Linked DNA regions of Homo sapiens: region 2 is linked to region 1. The links are chromatin loops, found by intact Hi-C in ENCODE. Cell type or tissue: ascending aorta. All regions are shown on one strand. Region 1 overlaps LRIG1 (leucine rich repeats and immunoglobulin like domains 1). Region 2 overlaps LOC105377143 (a long non-coding RNA gene).

Region 1 (8,000 bases):
ATTGCATATATTTAATCATATTAAGGAATTCTTGTTTATTTATTGTCCCAGCTTCCCCACTTGGATGCATGTCTTTCTCTCTCACCCTTTTTCAAACATACACAGAGTCTCCAGCCCCAAGATGCTGACTCAGTGGCTGGGTGGGGTGAGGCTTCGATTTTAACAAGTTCCCAGGAGTCTCAGGACCAGCTCACTACAAACAACATTATGTGAGTGAGGAAAGCAGGGGCTTGGGCTGACCTCTTGGGGCTCAGGTGGAAGAGCTGAGCCTAGTCCAGCAGGGGGACAAAGGAGAAAGCACCAGGGCACAGAGGGCGGGCACTCAGGAAGGCAGTGGCGGACTCATGCAGCACTGGAAGCCCAGGCGACCCAGGGCCAGGCACACCTCACGGGCCTTCTGTATTGAGACAGAGCCTCCTGGAAGCCATGACACCCAGGAAACGGCTCCAGGTTCCTCCGGACTGACACGCCCCACGAGGAACCTGGCAGTGCTGCCCACTCTCACCACCCTCACCCTTCAATCGGTTATGGCCGAGGTCAGGGAGGCTTATGCTGAGTGGTGGCGCCAGTGCTGAACACCTCAGCAGCCACATCCCAGGCCTGGAGCTCTTCTTGCTAAGAAGGCCTCTGCCCCACCCCACTTGGTACTTCTGGCTCTTCCCAGGTTTGCCCCGTATGGGATAAAAAGGGGTCACGTATGGGTTAAAGGCTGGGGAAAATCAGCATTGTTTTAGGGACAATAAGGAGAAGAATCACTGATAAGCATCTCCGACATGCTGCTGGAGTACAGGACGCTCAAGAAGTACCTTCTTCAGACAGCCAACAGAGCTTATTCCTAAGCAGGACCCTTGTATATAAAAGGTGCAAAAAGCCACGCTTTTCAAAACAAATCAGAAGCATCTACTATATAAAAAGACTCTCCCTACCACAGGCTCTCCTCTATCATCGAGCTCCACTAGGGCTTTCCAAATATTTACTTGACACTCGCACTCTGCTGAGCTCCCCGTCACTGGGGACGGGCTGGGGGAATCGAGCGGCAGCCGTCCTCTCTGTCTTGCCCTCCTCCAGTCTTCCCTCCGAGCTGCTAGTAAACAGTAATAATGACTCTCGTCCCCTTCCTGCACGGTCCTTGGGTGGCATCTGCAGAAAGTGCTGGTTACACGCAGAGAAAACAGGGCGGGCCAAGGGGAAGGGAACGTGGGCTTTGGAGCCAAACAAGCAAATCCTGAGCCTGCCACTTGCCAGCCGTGTAGTTTTGGGCGAAATCCCCTCACTTCTCTTTCCTCAACTAATAAAGAGGTTGCCTAACAGAGCCTGCCCTCATGAGATCATTAGGTACAACACACACAGGTGCTTGGCAGATTAACTGGCAAAATCTAGGAGCTAGCTAGGAAAAAAAAGAAAAAGACCCCAAACCATACATTCAAAATAGCTGCTACTACGACCCTTGGAAATGACGTGGTTATTTGAGATGATGGTTAATGACGAAAGTACTGACAGGAGCCCCACCGCCCTCACACCTTACTGACCTTTACACAACTTTGAGAAACCCAGTAACAGGGCAAGACTCCTTTGTACAAAGGGCAACAGCAAATTCAGCAGTTTTCATGTGAGTTGTGAGTGAAGCCCAAGAGAAGCTCCACCAGCCGCCAAACGCCGGGTTGCCAGCCCCCAAGAACCCAACACCCAGGCCATCAAGGAGTGGGGTGTCCCCCACCCTCTTCTTCAAACTCTTCTCCACAAACAAAACAAGCTCTGCCCCAAACAAAAGCCAGCTCCTCTTCCGCCTGGGCCCAGAGCAGAGAGGCGCGGGGGGCGCCACAGAAACATCTCCCACCCAAGTGTGTCCCGCGCATTTGCCGGCGGAGCTCCGTGCGGCGGATACTCACAGCTTGCTGAGGCTGTCGAGCCCTGAGAAGGCGCCGCTCGTGTCCTCTATTGTGCCCGAAATCTCGTTATGGTCCAGATCCCTGGGGAGAGGACAGAAAGCAGCTCACCGAGCAGTCGGGGCGTGAAGGGAAAGCAAACTCTCACCCAGCCTGCTGCTCGGAAGCTGAAGTCCCCTGGGTGCATGCACCCTGGAGGCACAGCCGGGACGTAGGGTGAAGAGACACGTGGCCCTGGGAGGGAAGCCCTGTTTCTCAGCCTTCCAACCAAGATGACACATGCCTTAGACAAGAAACTTCCCTGGGCTCCACCTGCCTCCCTGTCTGCGGAGGCCACACTCAAGGGAAGGGAGGTGGTGCAGACAGCCCAGTCTGTATTCTGCCCCGAGAGAGCGGACATCTGGCCCCAGCACTGAGAATCAACCCAAAAGGTTCCTTAAGGCTCCCGTCTGCTCTCATACCAACCAGAGTCCCTTTTCTGGACATGACCGAGAAACTGCAGAAAGCACATGGAAGAAAGAGACCCGGCACAGGGCCGGCCCGTGGGCGCCTCCGTACCAGCCAGTGGGTCTGGAGCCCGGAGCCCATCTCCTCCCAAGGCCTGCAGGGCGCTGACTCTGAGCCAGGGAGGACATCTGGGTGCTGAGTCAGACTTGTGACCCACTCGCCAGGATCAGAGGGATGAGGCCAACTCAGCCCAGGCCCCTCCAACAATGCAAATCCCATGGCCGATGACTCAATGGCTTCCCAGCTTCCAGGAGCAGGTCACAGTGCCCAGGCGAGACATCACACCTGGAGACCAGGCCCCCATCCTGCCCTCTCCAACTTTCCACAAGGTTCTTGGTTCTTAAATTTTCCCCCCGAGCCCTTGCAGACACAGGCCAGGGAGAGAAAAGGAACTCTTGTCTCCTGTGAGAAGCTGCAGCAGGAATCAATGCTGCCAGCAGAGAGGGCAGCTCTGACTGAAGAGTGAAATGCTGGCGGTGACCTTTCTTGTCACAGCAGGAAGGTCAAATAGTGGAGATTCTGCTGCTGGAAGGGACTTCTCCTCTCAATGGGTTCCTTCCTATCATCTGCATACTGAAAAAACCAGGAACCAGGGACCCGGGGCTGTGGCTTTGTGTGCCTGTCTCTCTGCTCCTAGCCCTGGCTGCCAAAGTTTTTCTCTCCTTTCTGGCCCGCTCAGTCTGAATGTTCCCAGCCTTGTTATTTGGGCCTTGTATGGGCTCACAGGCTGACCTGGCCTGAATAGCTTGGCTCCGGCCTCTTTCACACTCCCTGGCAATGGCTCCACATTAAAGCCGGCTCTGCCAGGTGCAAGTGCAAAGGCCTCCCTCCCTGTCACACTGGAACAGATCCCTCTCTGTGCAGTGGATTACGCCTGAGAAGGAGACCCTAGAACCCGCCACCACTGTCCTCTGAAACCTGCATGCCCCTCTCTGGGGGTTTTATGCTGACAGCTGCTTGGAAGTTCTATGAAGCCAACCATGGAAAAGTTTTATACAAGCCTCAGAAAAGCATCCTGCAGCCACTTTTGCCAACCCCATCTAATTAGGGACTTCAAGGGAAATGGCATTAGCACCTCCACTTTGTTAACTGACCCCCGACGAGGTACAAGGAGAGACACAGGATTCCCTAAGTGCTGCTTTTGGAAAGGAGGCATCTTGGTACAGGTTATGCTGAAGAAGTTCAAATGCTCAGACGAGAGATGCACTGCAGTATTCCCATGGTTTAGAGAAAAAATATTCAGGACTTGGAAGTTGCAGCTGAAGACTCAAGATGGGAAAGACTGACCCACGGCTGCCGAACTGGAGGCTGCACCAGGCGCTCAGCGTGGGGAAGCTTTTTCCAACACTAGGAGCCAGCATCCTGTCCAGCACAACGTGGGCATCACTGCTTGAGAACAACTACTTTTTAGGAGCTGCCATCCCTCTCTAGGCACCATCCTGGGGAAATGAGAGATTTTTCTGCTTAACCAGTTCTTTTTCAGTTGATTACATAAAAGTTTGAGACTCTGCACATAGAGCAAGCCAGCTTTGGATCCAATTCTGACTCGAAGCCAACGCAAATGGAGTTCAACAAAGCAGATGGTTTGCTCTATTCTGCTCTCCCCACTGGGGACCCCTTTATCCTGTCAGTAGTGGGAGACGTACAAGACTCGCAGGCTCCTGAGTCCCTTGAAGGCACCCTCCGCAATGTGGCTGATGGAATTGTGGCTGAGACGCAGGACACTCAGGCTGCTCAGCTCGGCCAGGCTCTCCTCGTCCAGCCGTGTCAGGTTGTTGAAGGACAGGACCCTGAGGAAAGGGAGGGCAGCAATGTCACCATCTAGTGTGGTTGCCCCCCAACCCCACCCCACCGGAAATTGGGCCACAGTCAGCTGGGTTTCAGTGGGAAATGACACAGATGCACACGCACGCGCGTGCGTGCACACACACACCCACACCCACAGAATCCTGGGGGTAAAAGTGGCCATGCAGCTAGAAACTCATCAGTGCCCAACACACTAGTCTGACTCGTAGAATGGGTGCATAGGTCACAGGGGCCAGGGTGGCTGTTAAACTGTGAAGACTACACACGAGGTCATGACACACAACAACTCTCAAGCTCCAGCGCCTTCATGCTGTCCAAGGCAGCTCCTGATTCAGGCTACAAAAGACCTCTCTCATAGCAGAAGCCTGGGATTCTGGAGATGACCCCGCAGCAAGCCAGGGAGCCCCAGTCACACTCCCTGCATCTGCCAGCAGAGGGCACCACTAGCCCCTGCGTGGGACAACCACACCTGTGCCTCATGCCTTAGTGGGGCAACTCCCCCAGGGCAGGAGGCTCCTGCTCAGGCCTCCCTGCCCCCATCCACGTGGACCTCAGAGCATGATCCCCTACTGCAGGCGGTAAAAGCACATGCTTTGCCCGAACCTCAGAATCAAAGCTTCCTCCCAGCACTCCTGCACCTCTGGGTTGCTTACGTGACATATTGGTCATCTATCGTTGAAAAATTGGGGCTGGGGCAGGGATAGGAAGATGGAAAATAAACTCAGAGAAGATTAATGAGCTTTTAAAGGCAGCTAGGAGCAGCATTCTTTCCCTCCTGGACAAATAAGTCAGGGTGTCTGTCAGTTAAACAGACCTGGCAGGAGATCAAAATTATATCCTCACCTGCAATTAAAGAATTTAGCTTAAAGGAGGGGTGGGAAACACATGCTGGGAAGCAATCCCAAATCTGCCTCTGAGGTTACCTGGATATGGTGCAAACTGCTAGGACTGCTCAAGCGCACTTCTGTGATCTTTGCTGCCCCTTCTAGAGGGCATGGAAGAGGGCTTCATGCCTTCCACCAGCTAGAGAGGGGATCCCGGACCCCGCAGAAGACAGCATGCCATCCCTGGGGCCACGATACACTGGTGAGTCAGAGGATGGCCCCTCACTTTAAGAATTGGACTGGCTCAGGCTTCGGGGACTTAAAAGACCTCTCTTGCTTCCCACACCTCCCGGCCCTGACCAACAAAACCAGGAGTCCCCTGGTGGGGTCACAGCTTGACTACAGAGCCTGAAAGGAGCCATCCAGCACCACATGGAATGCACAACTGCAGGCCCTGAAGCGTAGGAAGCTGAAACCAAAGGGTTAACACTCACAGAATCCAAGAAAAGTTAGGAAAGAGGCAGGACCACTGTGTTTTGCATTAGATAATGATGGAGTCACCAAAATATAAACTCCAAGTCAGTGTGTGTGTGTGTGTGTGTGTGTGTGTGTGTGTGTGTGTGTGTGTGTGGTGGGGGGAGGGGGGGAGGAGGAGGGAAGGAAGGACAGGGAGAGAGAGGAGAACACAGAAGACCAGACACAAACACCAGCTGCAAGAATCCACATTAGATTCACGCATCCCCTTGAGTTTGCCTGGTGAGGTCAAGAGAGAGACAGGACAGACTGAGGCTTGGCACTCTTAACAATCATTCACTTCAGTGGGTGAATTTTTTCCAACAGCCAAGCCTAGAAAAGGAAGAAAAAAACAAAACAAAACAAAAAAACCCACCCAACTCTTGTGAAAAATAAAGAAACACAGTAGACTAAACTGGAGCATATCAAATGGAAAGAACAGTGAAAACACAAACTATAGACTTGTAAAGATGTTCTCTGAGTCCTTAGGAATGCTGCGTTCACTGTCCAGTAACCCCACCCTGACATGATGGGGTGGCCAGGGCCACTGCCCATCGCTACCCAGGCGACAGTCTGTCACTACTAATCTCAGAACTTTGGGCAAGACAAGCTCAGTTCTCAGTCTCAACCTGGGACCCCTGTCTGGAAATCTCCAAAAGGAGCAAGAGGACCACACCACACATCTCTGAACTAAGCACGCACACGACTGCACAGGAGCCTCTGCCAGCAGGCCACTGCGGTGCAAAACAGAGAAAGGGAAGGGGCCAAGAACCTGGGCAGCTCATCTACAGGAAGGAAGGTGGCGACTCCGAGGACACAAATTCATCCACAGTCAGCGTTTCACTGTCTCTGTTTGAGCCCAAATGACCCCCTCACTGAAGAAGCACATGCTATTTGGTGTGGCCATTAACACACAGTCACTCTCAAAATGGCTCCTGTGAGCACTCTGCCATAGCTGCCCTTCCCCAGGAACTTTCTACCCCTGGAACTGTCTCCAAACCCAACAGGACCTTGGGGGCCAAGGCTCCCTGCAGGGACCTAGCTGCTACTCCTGGAGCCCCTGCTAATCCAAATGCAGAGGAAGTGAAGGGGAGATGAGGAAGGGACTGGGGCTCAAATCGCTGAGGGTTCCACCCTGGGCCTGGCTGGTTTGGGAACAGGGCTACTGGCCTGTCTCTGAGCCCTCCCCGAGGCCACTGTGTGGTGGAACGAACCAGGCCTAGCACTTTCACCTCCAAGCAGTGTCTAAAAACACTGCCACAGCCCAGAGCCGAGGACACTTACAACTCATGCAGCTTCTGGCAGAAGCTCCAGCCCTTGCGGTGAATGCGAGCGATGGAATTGTTGCTGAGGTGGAGCTGATGCAGGGCCGTGAGGCCGTAGAGCGAGCCGCTGTTCACTTCTACCAGGCTGTTGTACTCCAGGTGCCTGCAATGACAGCCATGCACAGGATGAAGAGGAGCTTTCACTCCCTTCACTGGACAGACAGCAAATGAGCAGCCACGCTGTACCTGACACTGCGGTCACACCAAGGCTAGAACAGTGCACGACAGAACTGTGGAGTCTAGTCGCACACATGTGCATGTGAGTAGGGGCTGGGAGAAGACAGGCAAATCAAAATGGATGACAGCACATGCCAAGGCCGACTCGAGTGTTCATAGGGCAAGAGGGAGCTTCCTAGAAGTGACTTTTTTGGCTGAGTAAAAGTGAACCAGGGCTGGGTGTGGCGGCTTATGCCCATCCAGTACTTGGGGAGGCCGAAGAAGGAGGATCGCTTGAGCTCGGGAGTTCGAGACCAGCAAGGGCAATATAGCGAAACCCCATCTCTACCAAAAACAAAACAAAAAGTGACCCAGGCCAACAAACGGGCACAGGAGTTCCAGGCAAGGGCAAAGCCCATTAAAGGAATAGAAAGGAGAGCGAATAGGAGGCGGCTCTTATTATCACCCGCATCTCACACATGAGGAATGTGCTGCTGAGAGAAGCCAGGTAACCTGTCTAAGACTTTACACAGCTTAGCCAGTAGGGAAGGGGCTAGAATTAATTCAACCCTGGGTCTGCCTACCAAAGGCTGGACTCTGTGCCACTGTGCTAGGAGACCCGCTTTAGCTCTGGCGTCAGACTACCTGGATTTAAATCCTAATTTTGCAGCTTGCTGGCTGAATAAACCTGCACATCTACTAACATGGAGATATCCAAGAGCACTGACTCCATGGGGTCACTATAAGAAGGAAACAAGGGTACATCAGGATTCAGTGCAGCTCTAGGCCTGAGCTCTCAGGCCCACCGTGTAAGTGTGCTAGCACCCCGCTTCCCAACACAGCATGTGCCAGGAAGGACAGCGCCAGCCCAGGCAACCGCCTCTTCAACAAAAGTCCGTAACCCGAATTTTGCTCCGTGTTCAGTATTACAAGGGCTTTGGGTAACTGAGTTTTGCTTTTTTCCATCTTTCTTTCTGCTACTG
Region 2 (8,000 bases), 320 kb after region 1:
ACTATGACCAAGAGTTTCACAGCTAGGTAAGACCAGAGCAGCTCTCACCCAGACGCACATGAAGATACGTAAAAGGTGTTCACTGGAGCAGTGTTTGAAATGAGACACATTAGAACTGACTTCATGTTCTCCAAGAGGAAGAAGGCTAAATTGCATATTCACATAATAAAAAACTATGCAGCAGTGAACGTGAACTCTCCCTCTCTATATATGTATGTAGATATACCGTACATATATTTTATATATATTATATGTATTATATATTATATACTTGATATATGTATACATACTTTGTGTATACTTAATATATATTTATACTTACATACACTTAATATATATGACATACTTAATATATGTATACTATACAATATATAAATATACAGTATGTATAATTTATATTATATAAATATATATTATAATTAATGTATACTATATATATTTATATATGAAATATATACATATAATGTATAACATATGTATTTTTATATACATATTATAAATATGTATATAATTAAGAAAATAGGCTCAACAAAAGATAGCAAAAAGAAAAATTATAAAAAAGTTTAAAAATGCATTTGCCACATATATATACATATACACATATGTATATACATATAGAATATGTATATATTGTATATACATATTATAGAATATGTATATATAGCTATGTATATATTATTATAGGATATGTACATATTATACAATGAATACATATTCTATAATATACACATATTCTATATATTATACAATATATACATATTCTATATATGATACAATATATACATATTCTATAATACGGATACATATTTTATAATAATATATACATATTCTATAATATGGATACATATTTTATACATTATATATACTCTATATATTAGGGAAAATAATGTGTATATATATTCAGGAAAATAATGTGTATATTTTATACATTATATGATACATATATACTATATAATGTATAAAAATACATATTACATAATATGTATATACTATATAATATACTATATACTATACTATATACTATATATATACTATACTATAATATACTATATACTATACTATATACTATGATATAATATAATATAGTATATATATTATATATACTATATTATATTATAGTATAATATAGTATATATAATATACTATAGTATAGTATATACTATATTGCAGAGCTTTGGGAGCCCAAGGCAGGAGGATCACTTGAGGCCAGGAGTTTCAGACCAGCTTGGGTAACATAGCAAGACCCCATCTCTATTAAAAAATTTTAAAAATAGCTGGGTGTGGGGAAGCATACCTGTAGTCCCAGCTACTCAGGATGCTAAGGCAGGAGGATGGCTTGAGCCCAGGAGATGGAGGCTGCAGTGAGTTATGGAGCACCACTCCACTCCAGCCTGGGCAACAGAGCAAGACCTGGTCTCAAAAAATAATAATTTTAAAAATAAATAACTAAACAAGAGAGAAAAAAAGCAGGCTGGGCACGGTGGCTCATGCCTATAATTCCAGCACTTTGGGAGGCCAAGGTGGGTGGATCACTTGAGGCCAGAAGTTCGAGATCAGCCTGGCCAACATGGTGAAATGCCATCTCTACCAAAAATACAAAAATTAGATGGGCATGGTGGCATGTGCCTGTAGTCCCAGCTACTTGAGAGTCTGAGGTATGAGAATCACTTGAATCACAGAAGCTGTAGTGAGCCAAGATTGCACCACTGCACTCCAGCCTGGGCAAAAGAGCGAGACTCTATCTCAAAAAAAGAAAAGAAAAAAAAGAAAAACAAAAAACAAATCATAGCTTGTGCATTACTAAGACAAGTGCAGTTAAAGGTTGCTGGAATGTAAGAGACCCAGGATATACTATATATACTATAGTATAGTATATATAATATACTATATACTATATTATATATATACTATATTATACAATATATTATATACAATATACTATATTATATACAAATATTATATACAATAATATTATATACAAAATATTATATACAATATACTATATTATACAATATATACTATAATACAATATATACTAATATGTATATATTGTATATATAATATAGTATATATATACTTCATATATATACACATATATAGTATATATACTATATATACTGTATATATAGTATATATACTATATATACTGTATATATAGTATATATAATATAGTATATATAGTATATAATATAGTATATATAATATAATATAAATATAAATATATTATATATACTATAGTATATATAATATATACATGTTATATAAGTAAATATTTTATATATTATATAATTTACTGTTGAATGATAAAAGCATATTGTAGGCCAGGTGCAGTGGCTCATGCCTGTAATTCCAGCACTTTGGGAAGCCGAGGCGGGCAGATCACCTGAAGTTGGGAGTTGGAGACCAGCCTGACCAACATGGAGAAATCCTGTCTCTACTAAATATACAAAATTAGCTGGGCACGGTGGCACATGCCTGTAATCCCAGCTACTCAGGAGGCTGAGGCAGAAGAATTGCTTGAACCCAGGAGGCACAGGTTGCAGTGAAGCGAGATCACACCATTGCACTCCAGCCTGGGCAACAAGAACGGAATTCTGTCTCAAAAAAAAAAAAAAAAAAAAAAAGCATATTGTGGACAAATACATAGTATATCATTTACACAACATTTAAAGACATGGAAAACAAAGCTTCATTAAAGGAAACTTTATATATAGTAAAAAAGTAAAGCAATGCTTGGAAATAATAAGCATCATATTAGAACAGTGGTTATATTGGTGAGAGTAGAAAGGAGAACAAATACGTTAGGATTTACACAGGTGACTGCAATAGTGTTGGTATAAAGCTTTCTTAAGCTGAGTGATAGATACAAAGGATAATAAATACCTTTTTAAATACACTTTTGGGTTTCTGAAATACTGATTAAGTTACAACAAATAATCTTTACTCTTTAAGACTCTGTAACTCAGCTCTATCACCCTCTCCCCACTGTTGTCACCATGATATATTGATGAATTCTCATCCATACCCAGTATACAGTTCTGTCCATCCTTCCTACCACGTCCTGCATGACTTCAGCACTCCTACTGCTCAGCCAGCCAATGACTTCACACTTCCTGGGTCTCTTACATTCCAGCAACCTTTAACTGCACTTGTCTTAGTAATGCACAAGCTATGATTTGTTTTTTGTTTTTCTTTTTTTTCTTTTCTTTTTTTGAGATAGAGTCTCGCTCTTTTGCCCAGGCTGGAGTGCAGTGGCGCAATCTTGGCTCACTACAGCTTCTGTGATTCAAGTGATTCTCATACCTCAGACTCTCAAGTAGCTGGGACTACAGGCACATGCCACCATGCCCATCTAATTTTTGTATTTTTGGTAGAGATGGCATTTCACCATGTTGGCCAGGCTGATCTCGAACTTCTGGCCTCAAGTGATCCACCCACCTTGGCCTCCCAAAGTGCTGGAATTATAGGCATGAGCCACCGTGCCCAGCCTGCTTTTTTTCTCTCTTGTTTAGTTATTTATTTTTAAAATTATAATTTTTTGAGACCAGGTCTTGCTCTGTTGCCCAGGCTGGAGTGGAGTGGTGCTCCATAACTCACTGCAGCCTCCATCTCCTGGGCTCAAGCCATCCTCCTGCCTTAGCATCCTGAGTAGCTGGGACTACAGGCATGCATCCCCACACCGACCTATTTTTACAGTTTTTTTAATAGAGATGGGGTCTTGCTATGTTACCCAAGCTGGTCTGAAACTCCTGGCCTCAAGTGATCCTCCTGCCTTGGACTCCCAAAGCTCTGCAATTACAGGTGTGAGCCACCACTCCCAGTCACAGGTTGCATTTTGGATCTTGTCACCCAGAACATCTCTACCCAATACCCCTGGCACTCTCTTCTGCTTTTTCCTTGCACTTGCCCAGCTAATATTCCCTTTGATCTCCTGGGGGCTCTATTTCCTTGACTTTCTTCCTCCATTCCTCCCCTGAGTTATTTTCTTCTTTCCTAGCAAACTAGGACCTATAACCAACACCTTAGAGCTCTGGTTGCAACTGTCTTACCCAACTCCAGGTGTCCACTTTCTCAAATCCTGGCTTGGGATGCTGAACAATGCTAACAGAAATCATGTGATCGCCCTGATCAGCATCATTTCAAATCTGTTTTCTCCAGAGCAGGGTGACTCTAGGTCCTGATGCCACTCTTTTCACTCACCCCTAGTTGAAATCATTATCTGCCTTAAATATCAGCTCTGGCTCCCCTTTGCCTAGAACGGCGAGCTAACTGTGGCCTGCAGAGCTAATGGCTCAGGGAGGTGCCACAGGAGTGAGCCCGGGAGGAGAACACCTCTTTGGCAAGCTCTGCCTCCCCATCCTTGCTTCAATCTGAGTTGGTCTGCTTTAATCATTTAAAATATTGGTCTTACAAGTAAGATTTCACATAATAAAAAAGGGAGGAGTCCTGCTCTGCAAAATCTTTGAGTGGCTTTCTATTACACTTGGTATAACACATAAACCCATTACTTACATGGAGTTTGTGGGATGTAGCTCTGTCCTCCTCTCCAACCTCATCTAGCGCTATTCATCCCCGGCATCCCACACTGCAGATACAACTCTACTCTCACCTCTAGGCTCATGTGCCTTCTACCGGCACACAGACCTGTTCCTCTGTTCTTTGTATGCCTGATGCTTCGTTCTCAAATTTCTCCTTACGTGTCACCTGCCCTGGTCTTCCTCATTATTCTCTATCACACTACCTTATTCATCTCCTTAACAACACTTCTTGCCATCTTCATTCAACTTTTTTGTTTCTTTCCTCATTCATTGTCTGTTTGTCCCCTCACTAGACTGTAACCGCCGTGATGGGAGGCATCACGTTTGTTTCATTTAACAATTAGTAGCAGAGCCAAGGAGTAGCTTCAGCCCCTCTTCTAAGGCTCAGAGTAGGAAAATGGATTTGAAATGATGCTGATCAGGACCTTCACCCCAAACTGCCTCAAATAAATAACTAAAGGAGAAACAGCATCCTTTGGTGCACATCCTTGCTGTACACATAAGGCTTTGTAGAAGGTGCCATGGCTCTCTCCGTTCCAGTCAGATGCTGCCCATGGACCTTTGTACAGAGAAATCCTGGAGGTGCGCTGGGATCAGTGTATCCCTAGTGTATCCTATTCACATACATAGAAGCACACAGGAACATTTTTTTGAATGAATCAATCTTTGAAAGTTTGAAAAATGCCAGCTGAGGAAATAAAGTTCACCTCTCCTAAATCACTTCGAGGAAGAAAACTAATTGGAAATCAGTTTTCTCACTTCTCCTGATAATCCATTACTTACCCATTGTCCTATTCCAGGACAAAAGACAACACACTACACAAAGAAAAAACTCTCCTTCCCAACACATGTGCTACATTGAATCTCCAGATATGATGAACTGAGACACTTACAGAGTTAAGTGTGAAAGGGCGAACTGATTTCACAATAAATTGGTTAACTATTTAAGTGTTTCAAGATTCTACTTAAGTGTACTCAGTCCATCTTGATGTAAGTAGCAAACTTTCAAAAGTTTGGAATGCCTGTCATTGTGGCAATATGCAAGTGCACTGCAGGACACAGAACAGTAGTTAATTACTTCAAATATATGAGACAGATTAGATATGATCAGTAGTTAAGCAAGCCAAAATCCTAAACAGAAAAATCTCAGTGGTATCCATGTGTGTACACAGGTTGTCATGGCCACACCTTGGCTTGGCAAGTGCATCCAGGAACATTTTCTCCTAGGCTGCCTTTTCCCTTGCCTGTCATGATTGTCCACAAGCCTTATAATAAAACATGGTGAGATAGCAAACGTGGGTTATGTGGGTGTGTTTGTCCTTCTCTGCAAACAAGATTCAGTCTTTCAGAAGAAATACACAAGCAGAAAATGGCTTCAGACAAAAAAAACAGAGTAGTATCTATGGGTAATAGAAGGCACTGTGAAGGCGGATGGGTGCAGGGTGTTCAGGTGTGTGAATAGGGCATCTGGGTCAGTACAGGGATTGGAACTGAAATGGAGGTGACAGTGGAGGTTATACAGTAGGGAGAGTGAGTCTGATTATGATGACAGCTACAATTTTTTTTTAAAATAACTCTGACAAACCAGGTACTGGGCCCTTTACTTAGGTTTGCTTTTTTAACCCTTTCAGAAATACTATGAGATAAGGGCTTTTATTATTCTCATTTTATATGTGAAGACACTGAGGCTCAAAGAGATGAAGTAATTTGCCGAAGGTCACGCAGTTAATTCCACAGTCAGGATTTTATCTAGGATTCCGTACTTCCAAACTTTGTGCTTATAAACACTGTTCCATCAGTGTCCTCTGTTCCACTGTGTATGTTCCATACCGTTTCACTGTATTCTCTATTGGCAGGACAGTCTAGAGATTAGGAGAAAGGTTAAGCTTAGAGCTGTAATTGTAGGGGGAATTTCTTAGAACATAACAAAGACAATGAGAGAGTCAATCTCTGGCATCTTCCCCGAGGTGTGGTATACAGGTGGGACTTGGGGAGCACTGAGAATTTGTATTGGAGAAAGTATGTTCTGTTGTTCCTTAATTTGAGGATACAATAAAAAAAGAAGTAAATCTGTGGCTGAGGTGAAGGGCAGAACAGTAAAAGATACAGGAAAATAGATGTAAAACAATAACCACTAAAATGTACTGGCCAGTTTACTGAATGCTTAGAATTGCTGATATTGGTTTTAGATTGAATTGCTTTTTCTTCAGGTAACTCCATGTAGCAGGGTCTAGGGTGAGATGCCTAAGAGGTGTATTTATTTAATGATAGTTAATGATATTCCTGAGTAGAAGGGAAGAGATCAGTTGGTTCTCCATAAGAGAAGTCAAAAAGGTTGCAACAAACTATGTAATTCCTGCCTCACTATCAGAAGAATGGAAACTGGTATGGTTTGGCTGTGTCCCCACCCAAATCTCATCTTGAATTGTAGCTCCCACAATTCCCACGTGTTATGGGAGGGACCTGGTGGGAGATAATTGAATCACGGGGGGCAGGTCTTTCCCGTGCTGTTCTCATGATAGTGAATAAGTCTCATGAGATCTGATGGTTTCATAAAGGGGAGTTCCTCTGCACATGCTCTCTTGCCTGCCACCATGTAAGACTTGACTTTACTCCTCCTTTGCCTTCCACCATGATTGTGAGGCCTCCCCAGCCATGTGGAACTGTAAGTCCATTAAACCTCTTTCCTTTATAAATCACCCAGTCTTGGGTATGTGTTTATTAGTAGCATGAGAACATACTAATACACACTTGTCTGATTCATTATGACTATTCCATTTCTTTCTCTAGAGCTTTGCTACTCAAAATGTGGTCCATGGAACATTAGCACCATCTGCGAGCTTTAACCCAGACTGATTGAAATAGAGCTTGCATTTTAACAGGCTCCCCAGGCAATTCCTATATGCAGTAACGTCTGAGAAGTACTGCCCTAGACTATGTATTGTGCCAGCTCGGCAACTTGGTGAACTCTTGTTCAGCCTTCAAAGCCTAGCTCAGATATCACCTGTTCTTTAAAGCTTCCCCTAGCAATGTCTTAAAGAGCTAATCCCTCCTTCCTTTCTGCTGTTTCTCCTCCTACTCATCTCTACTCTGCTCGTGACACTGTGTTCTTGAGGAGAGGGTACCTGTGTTACTCCTCTTTGTATTCTACTGTGTCAGCTGTGTCACTTCAAAAAGACAGGTTCTAAAAAGCATCCAGTTATTCGATTTAGTTATTGTTACTCAATTTAAGTCCTTCTTGGACAATGATTTTTAAATTTTTCTATGCACAAAAATGACCTGGTCATCTTGTTAAATTGGAGGCCTGTAGACCTCACCCCTGTGAATTCTGATTCTGCATGTTTAATTGGGCCCCAGGAATTTACATTTTAACTAGCAGCTCTAAGGATTTCTGGTGCAGATGACTGAGGGAAATCTCTGGTTTAGAAACATTTCCTGGTGTCTGTAATATGGAGCTTCTTT

What was found. Hi-C counts contacts between places; a loop is a spot of excess contacts. Peaks named below come from ENCODE experiments on the same cell type or tissue, not always from the same donor. Only the 100,000 strongest peaks of a DNase experiment are listed, where the experiment ranks them.
Region 2: it touches region 1 in a loop (2.4-fold over the local background); 4 of 110 quality-filtered maps call a loop at or near these places.

The regions. Positions count from the first base shown.
Region 1 is chr3:66,403,309-66,411,308 of GRCh38, forward strand. It overlaps LRIG1 (leucine rich repeats and immunoglobulin like domains 1), which reads right to left. Exons shown (of 19, transcript NM_015541.3): 7 at 6,821-6,964; 8 at 4,040-4,183; 9 at 1,890-1,970. Among named protein-coding and RNA genes, the nearest start is that of LRIG1, 94 kb to the right of the region's middle. In ascending aorta, a CTCF peak has its summit at 4,633 (motif pointing right); DNase peaks (open chromatin) are centred at 2,553, 3,103, 4,143, 4,633 and 1 weaker place; H3K4me3 peaks cover 575 bases; H3K27ac peaks cover 6,909 bases.
Region 2 is chr3:66,724,206-66,732,205 of GRCh38, forward strand. It overlaps LOC105377143 (a long non-coding RNA gene), which reads right to left. Exons shown (of 3, transcript NR_135533.1): 3 at 6,173-6,400. Among named protein-coding and RNA genes, the nearest start is that of LRIG1, 230 kb to the left of the region's middle. In ascending aorta, no CTCF peak of the experiment used is centred here; a DNase peak (open chromatin) is centred at 3,194.